Regions from separate parts of the Homo sapiens genome. Here region 1 is linked to region 2. Evidence: chromatin contacts called from ENCODE Hi-C or POLR2A ChIA-PET data. All regions are on one chromosome and are shown on one strand. The core of a region is the stretch at or near the end of the contact, and the rest is flanking DNA. Distances in the headings are between cores, read along the strand shown. Region 1 holds the start of NUP133-DT (NUP133 divergent transcript). Region 2 has its middle 20 kb from the start of TMEM78.

Region 1 (3,716 bases), core at 282-2,781, 280 kb before region 2:
GCACTGGGCTCTCAGAGCTATAAGACTCAACAAGCTGCCAAGTTGGGTTAGACACCCAGGTGGGAGAAGGAGTAAAGCAGCTAGCCTATGTAACCTTGGCAAGATGACTGCTCAGATGCCACTGGTGCATAGATAGATGACTGGCTTCCCAGGGGAATGTCAACAACTGACACCCACACTGTGGTCTCCCACATGTGAATACGTCAATGTTTACTTAACCATTCCCTTATTTCAACACACGTTGAATGAAAGTCTACTATGTGTCTGTTACTGTGTGCCACAAAGGTAACAAAGTCACTGCTCTTGCTGTCAAGACATTTAAAAGGAAGTACTTGACAGACAATTATGAAAACAAACTATTATGCAGGATAAAAATACAGTCTACACACAGGAGCAGAGAGGACAAAGGATAAGGGGGACCTAATCCTGTGGAAGGTTTCACTGAGAAGGCAGCACAGAACTAACTTGATGCGGAAGGTAGGCGCCTTCTGGACCAACAAGGCAGGGAGTGCATTCCAGGTGAGAGAAACATGGACATGGGCACTGGAGGGAGATTTGGGTTTTTAAGTTCTCGGAATGTGGAGTGCAAGTGGGAAGTGCTGGAAGTACAACACGGACGGAAAAGCCAACCTGACTTAGATCACATAGGACCTTGCAAAGGAGCTTAGCAAATAACCTACTGGCAATGGTCAGCCACTGAAGCATTTACAGGCCCAAGAGCAGCATTACGTTTGCCTTAATTCATTGTGTTGGCAGTGAGAAGATAGAGTGGAGGAAGACTAGACACAGGTAAGGAACCCTCTCCCCATCTCCCCTACTCCCTCCCGCTGGCAGAAGAGGCTACGCAGTGGTTGAGGGAAAGGTAAGTACCAGAACCAGGGCAGAGGCAGTGCAAATGTGTGATCTAGTACAGACACGTAGGACCTTACAACGTATACCATGATCTTAGGGTGGAGGTAGGTGTGAGGGATGACTGCAGATAGAGCTCTTCTCTTTGCCTTGGACAACTGGCCAGTTTTACCAAGCTGGAACAGAGATGGTGGTAGGAGAGGGGTCCTAAAGGAAAACATGAATGCGCTTTTCATAAGTGGATTGTGAGGAGTTCGCAGGACTTCCAGCTGAAATTGTCCCCTAGGGAGCTGAATGATAGGGGTCTGGGGGTTTTGAGCTGGATCCAGGTTAGAGACACGGATTTGTGGCGTCATCAGCGTGGATGAGACTGCGCAAAGTTGAATGGGAAAATGGCAAACCTAGAAAACAACAAATATCACAGTGCGATACCAGTGTCAGCTTTACGGCTTTTCTCCGTCCTCAGCTTGGAATGAGGAACATCTTTCATTTCACAAGAGGTTCAGGAACTACCAGTGTGAAAAGAGGCTACGTTCAAGCTGCTGGAGGGCCAGTTCCACCTAGGCGCAGTCAAGAAGGGCGCCTGGCTTTCCGGCTTCACGTCCCTGGAAGCTCGGCACTGCAGCGGTTCTAGATCTGGGGCCGCCGGCTGCCTTCCCGACCTACCTCGCTGACTGGGCACCGCCCTTAACGTCACGATCCCGCCCCCGCCAGCGCTCCGACCACAACCCGCGGGAGCCATTGCGTTTGACGTCATCATCGCGCGCCATCTCTTCCCTTAGGTGTTTAAGTTCCGCGCGCAGGCCAGGCTGCAACCTGACGGCCAGATCCCTCGCTGTCCTAGTCGCTGCTCCTTGGAGTCATGTTCCCAGCCGCCCCTTCTCCGCGGACCCCGGGTACCGGGTCCCGAAGGGGCCCGCTGGCCGGACTCGGGCCCGGCTCCACGCCCCGGACGGCTAGCAGGAAGGGTCTGCCCCTGGGGTCTGCAGTCAGCTCCCCAGTGCTCTTCTCGCCGGTCGGCCGGCGTAGCTCGCTAAGCTCGCGGTAAGTGATCTCCCTGGTTGGGTCTGGCAACCAACAGCCTCACGGGCCGCAGTGGGCCGGATAGGTTGTTGTCTTTAGAAGCCTTTGGAACCGGGGCGGCGGAATAGAATGCCACAGTATTGGAAAATAGACCTTTTCCACTGCTGCAGGTAGTATCTGCTTCGTTTTGATTATCAGTTGATCAGTTGATTCCCCACTTTGCATTTTTCATGGATACCTTTGTGCAGAAGTGAAGTACAAACTGGATTTGCATCAGTGTTTACCTACTTCCCACCTACTACCCGTGTGATCTGGTGTAAGTCACTCGTGATTTTCTTCATCTGTGAAATGGCGATAATATATCTCACCTGAGCCAGAGGAGTTATTATGAATTGCCACGATGCAGATGTAAGGTGATGGTGATAATGAGGACCTACAACCCTGAAAGATCATTGTTTAATGCCTAACATACCAACTGACATTAATATCTGATGATTGGTAATTAAAGGGTTTCTAGCTACGGAATTTAACTTTCTAGGTAAATTATAAGGAAAAGGCTTTACATAAGTGAGCTAAGAGTACTGTGATAGTTTAGTTACTAAAACTGCTCGTTTGGAGCACCAGTAAAATCATCACACACACACACCCCTCCCCACCCCCAACACACACCATGTTCATAATTAACCTAAAACTTTAGTGTTTCTGCATAGTTTTCTCTGAATTCATCTATAAAAAATGAATTTTTCCCTGCAGGAAACACAAAGTATTGTGTCTTGAAATTATGGTTAAAATTTATCTGTAAAATTTTTCAGTACTTTAAAGGAGAAGTGGTTTTGAAAGAATACACTGTATCTTTGACTTTTTTTGGCATATTTTGAAAAGTTCTTTTCAAAGTGCTGATCTTGTCAGTGTTTTCTATTCCTTTTGCGAAAAGTTGGAGAATAAAAGCATACTTTATTTACTGTGTGTTGTTTTATTTAAATCTCTTCTTGTGATCATTTGAAGAAAAACCTTTGTTATCCTCTGTCAGGAAACAAAGCCCTTAGCCCTTCTGTATGTGCATCTTCTCATTTAATTCTCGTGATAAGACATAGACTACCTTTTATTCTGGTGACTTTACAATATTCTAAATGTTAAGAGGGTGAGCAAGAAATAAAGTTTTTACTGTGATATCTGCTGTTGAGGACCATGTAACAGCTGATGCTCGTAACCTGTTCGATTTCTTGCTTGGTTGTACAGATCTGATAGTTTTTTTTTTTTTTTTTTTAAAGAGACAGGGTCTCACTCTCTGTCGCCCAGGCTACAGGCTGGTGCCACAATGCCCGGCTAATTTAAAATTTTTTTTGTAGAGACAAGGTCTTGCCACGTTCCCCAGGCTGGTCTTGAACTCCTGGTCTCAAGCAGTCTTCCCGCTTCGGCCTCCCAAAGTGCTGAGATTATAGACATGAGCCACTGCTCCGGCCAGGTCTGGTGGACTCTTAAGCACCTAAAGCTAGATGAGCTTAAATCTCATCTAAGCCAATATTTATAAAATGTATTTGACCACAACATATGGTAAAAGCTGATGTTTTATATTCTGTCTTTCAAAAATGTTGAGATCTGCAAAATGACCCGCTGTTTGAAAAAAAAAAAAAAAAAACACTGGTCTAGTTAAGCCTTATTTCACAGCTAAGGAGGCAGAATTATAAGGAGTTTAAGTGAATACAGGCATGCATTTCAATACTAGAGTCTATGGGATTGAAGCCAAGTTTTCCTAAATCCTGTTTTGTTTTTTTTTTACATGAAAAATATTACATTTAATTACATGGTAAATATGAGCCAGTGTTAATTTTTTTCAAAGAACT
Region 2 (3,338 bases), core at 764-3,263:
GGCCAGGTGTGTACTGGGAGCATAATAGATGCTTACTGGCTGACAATTGCAGGGCTCACCTTAACTTTGGCTGTGGAGCACAGCTCTGATCTCAGAGAAAAATATCTTTCTCAAGTTTCCCTTTTCCTTGTCACATTGCTTTGGAAAGCCTTTCTCCAATTTCTCGCCAGCTTGGTCTTTATTTCCCGCCTAATTTCTGCTTCTACCTGCTCTGTTTTTTGTGCTTTTGACTATAGCTACCACACAGAGAGTGAACTACTGTGGTGTTCCTCAGAAATAATCAGGCTTTTTAGTGTGTGTGGTTTTTATTTTTATTTTTTTGCAAGAGGCAGTATACTTCAAAGGTTTGGTCTCACATTTAAAGGTAGGTTGGAAATAACAGCACTCAAGATGCTTTGGGCGATCAGAAAATTCCTCCAGCCCAGCAAGACAGCAGTGGTGTGGCAGAATTTGTTTAACAAAAGATCTTAGTGATTTAGCATTTATTCAGTTTACAGTAGCAGGTGTTTACTTCGAAGCTTAGCAATAGTAGGAGGTAGGGGTGAGTCATAATGTCAATTATTTTTTTCTAACTTCTGCAATTTTTTCAGTTGAGAGAGCTTCTACATCAGTGAAAGGAAGGTCATTTCTCCGTGGATTATCGGATTGAGCAGAGGGCCCGAGAGCAGCAGGAGTTGGGATGTATTTGGGGCAGGTGGGGGTGTAACCTGCAGTGCGGCTGTGGGGTGCTCTGGCCCGCAGGGCCCTGGAAGCCCTCAACTGATCAGAGCGCCTGGTGGGGCTGTCACCATGATTTAAAGCTCTGAGAATATGAATTAGCAGGAGGTAGGCGGATGGTGTCATTCTGGCCCTGAAAGGCTTCCATAAATCAGTGACACAGTGGAGCCCCAGCAAACTTCCTCCCCGCCGGTTTCTGGAGGCTCTCCTTCCCACTCTGCCCAGACAAGTGGAAAGGAGCGATCCCTTGAGTGGGTGGGTTACGGCCAAATGGCCTGCCCTCCCCACAGCTTGCAGATCTGGGCAGTTGGGTTTTCGCTGGAGCTTTGGGCTTCACCCACTGACTGCAGAGCTGCAGAATCCTTGCAGCACATTGGGGCTTGGGTTCTGGCTTTTGGAGGGATTTGGCTTTGACAGTGGTGGTGAGGAGGGAGTCTTTAATGAAACAAATTCTGTCATGTTGGATCAACACAATGGAGCTCAGTCTGCACAGTGGACAAGAATGGCTTGTTCCTTCCTTCTACCCTTTGTGCTTTGTTAACAGAATGTCCCTGGCACTTCTGTGCTCCTGCCTGCTGCCAAAAGCTTAACTCTGCCCTTGCATAATACTGGAGGACACTGTCAGAGGTCAGCTGGAAGTCCCTCATTCGAAGGCAGATGTGAGGGCTAAAACCCTGCCAAGATCCCCAGGCTGTTTTTCAGTGTTGAGGTTGAAACTTTTTCTCTGCCGCCTCCCCCAGTTTACCAACTCCTCCCTCTAACTGGGGTGGAGACTTGCGTCCAGGGAGTCTTCAGCTCCCCTCTATACAGTAAGAACACCTGCCACTGACACCCAAAGCCACGCAGTGATTTCTCTTCACTCTCTTCAGCCCCATGCTCTAGCAGGCTTTATGTTTTAGGGAGGAGCTGGAGTCACACGGAGGTCCGCTGTAGGAAACGTTGCTGCCTTCACTCACCCACTTCTGTTAGGCAAGGAGTTACAGCGGAATCTTACAGCAGAAAACAAAGCAGGAAATATGACCTCCCAGCGTCTCTCTGGGTCTGAGGAACAGGATTCAGGTGTCTCTGTACCTTGGCCAGTTTGCATTCTTGTCTGCCTAGGAATGCCAGATTCCTTTTAAAAACCACAGGTATAGGAAACAGCCCCAAGCCTAAGGTTCTTTCCCTTCCTTACCCTCTTTGTCTCTGTGGCTACTCAGCTCAGGAGGTGAGATGTTTTCATGGTACAGGGGACAGAAATTCCAGTTCTGGGAGGGGGAGCTGGTTGGGCTTCTTCTTTACTGTGGCCAGACATGAGCAACCTTAGCCTTCGGGCTTACACATGCCTAGCTGGTTTGTTTGTTTGTTTTGGTTACAAGGGGAATGGGAATAAGGAAGGAGCAACAGGCAGCTCAAATACCTCATCACTCCTGGAAAACACTATCACTTCCCACGCGTGGGAAGCCGGCATATTTGTTCCCGCAGTCTAGGCAGGTGGAGTATCCCTAATCCGAAAATCCAAAATCAAAAATGCTTTAAAATCCAAAGCTTTTTGAGCAGCAATATGATGCCACAAGTAGAAAATTCCACACTTAACTTCACGTGACAGATCACAGTCAAAACACATTCAAGACTTTGTCATGCACAACATTATTAAAAATATTGCATAAAATTACTTGGAAGCTGTGTTTATAAGGGTTTATATATAAAACATAAATGAATTTTGTCTTAAGATTTGGGGTTCATCTTCAAGATACCTCATTATATATCTTTTTAAAAATGTTGACTTTGGAATATATCTTATATATTCCAAAAAATTCCCGAATTGGAAACATTTCTGGTCTCAAGCATTTTTATTTATTTATTTATTTATTTATTTATTTATTTATTTTTGAGACAGGGTCTCACTCTGTCACCAAGGCTGAATGCAGTGGCGTGATCACTGCAGCCTCAACCTCCTGGTCTCAAGTGATTCTCCCCCCTCAGTCTCCTGAAGCTGGGGCTACAGGAGCACCACCATGCCTGGCTAATTTTTAAAAATTTTTTTGTACATATAGGGGTGGGGAGAGGTCTTGCTATGTTGCCCAGGCTGGTCTTGAATTCTTGGGCTCAAGTAATTCTCCAGTCTCGGCCTTCCAAAGTGTAGGGATTACAGGTGTGAGCCACCACGCCTGACATTTTTTATTTTTTAGATATGGCGGCGGCGGGGGGGTGGGAAGGGGGAGGGCGTCTAGCTATATTGCCCAGGCTGGATTCAAACTCCTGAGCTCAAAAGGTCCTCCTGTCTCAGCCTCTCAAGTAGCTGGGGTTACAGGCACATGCTACTGCACCTGGCTGCAACCACTCTGGATAAGAGCAACCTGTAATCCCTCTTCCACCTGCCTTTTGTTTACTGTATCTATCCCTGTAAAGTACTGCTACTTTCTAGCTGTTTGGCCTTATACAAGTTGCTTTACATCTGTATGCCCTATTTTCCACATCTGATAAATCAGTATTATTTCATAGAATTGCTATGAAGCTTAGATGAGATAATAAAGGCAAAGCTCTTAGAATGGTACTTGGCTCATAGTAAGCACTCAAATATTGTTTTTGTCAACATTTTCTATATATCTATGTATGGCTTTTGTGATTGTTTTTATTTT

What was found. A loop is a pair of places that touch in the nucleus more often than their neighbours do. ChIA-PET counts read pairs that join two places held with the same protein, here RNA polymerase II (POLR2A). Pooled maps may share reads with other maps.
Region 1: a pooled map shows a loop between it and region 2 (2.6-fold over the local background). The contact joins the promoter of NUP133-DT here to the enhancer-like site in region 2. A Hi-C loop is called at or near these places in 5 of 50 pooled maps. POLR2A ChIA-PET finds 5 or more read pairs at or near these places in 2 of 52 experiments (MCF 10A and activated CD4-positive, alpha-beta T cell).

What each region holds. Positions count from the first base shown.
Region 1 is chr1:229,506,245-229,509,960 of GRCh38, reverse strand. NUP133-DT (NUP133 divergent transcript) reads right to left here and starts at 1,531. Exons shown (of 3, transcript NR_110630.1): 1 at 1,282-1,531. NUP133 (nucleoporin 133) reads left to right here and starts at 1,620. Exons shown (of 26, transcript NM_018230.3): 1 at 1,620-1,893. The coding sequence starts at 1,712. RefSeq lists silencers at 465-759, 1,700-1,929 and an enhancer at 1,530-1,649.
Region 2 is chr1:229,227,951-229,231,288 of GRCh38, reverse strand. No RefSeq gene overlaps it. Among named protein-coding and RNA genes, the nearest start is that of TMEM78, 20 kb to the left of the region's middle. RefSeq lists an enhancer at 2,510-3,235. Within about 2 kb of position 2,013, at least 24 of the 41 ENCODE cell types and tissues checked have a DNase peak (open chromatin) inside an H3K27ac peak, as active enhancers do.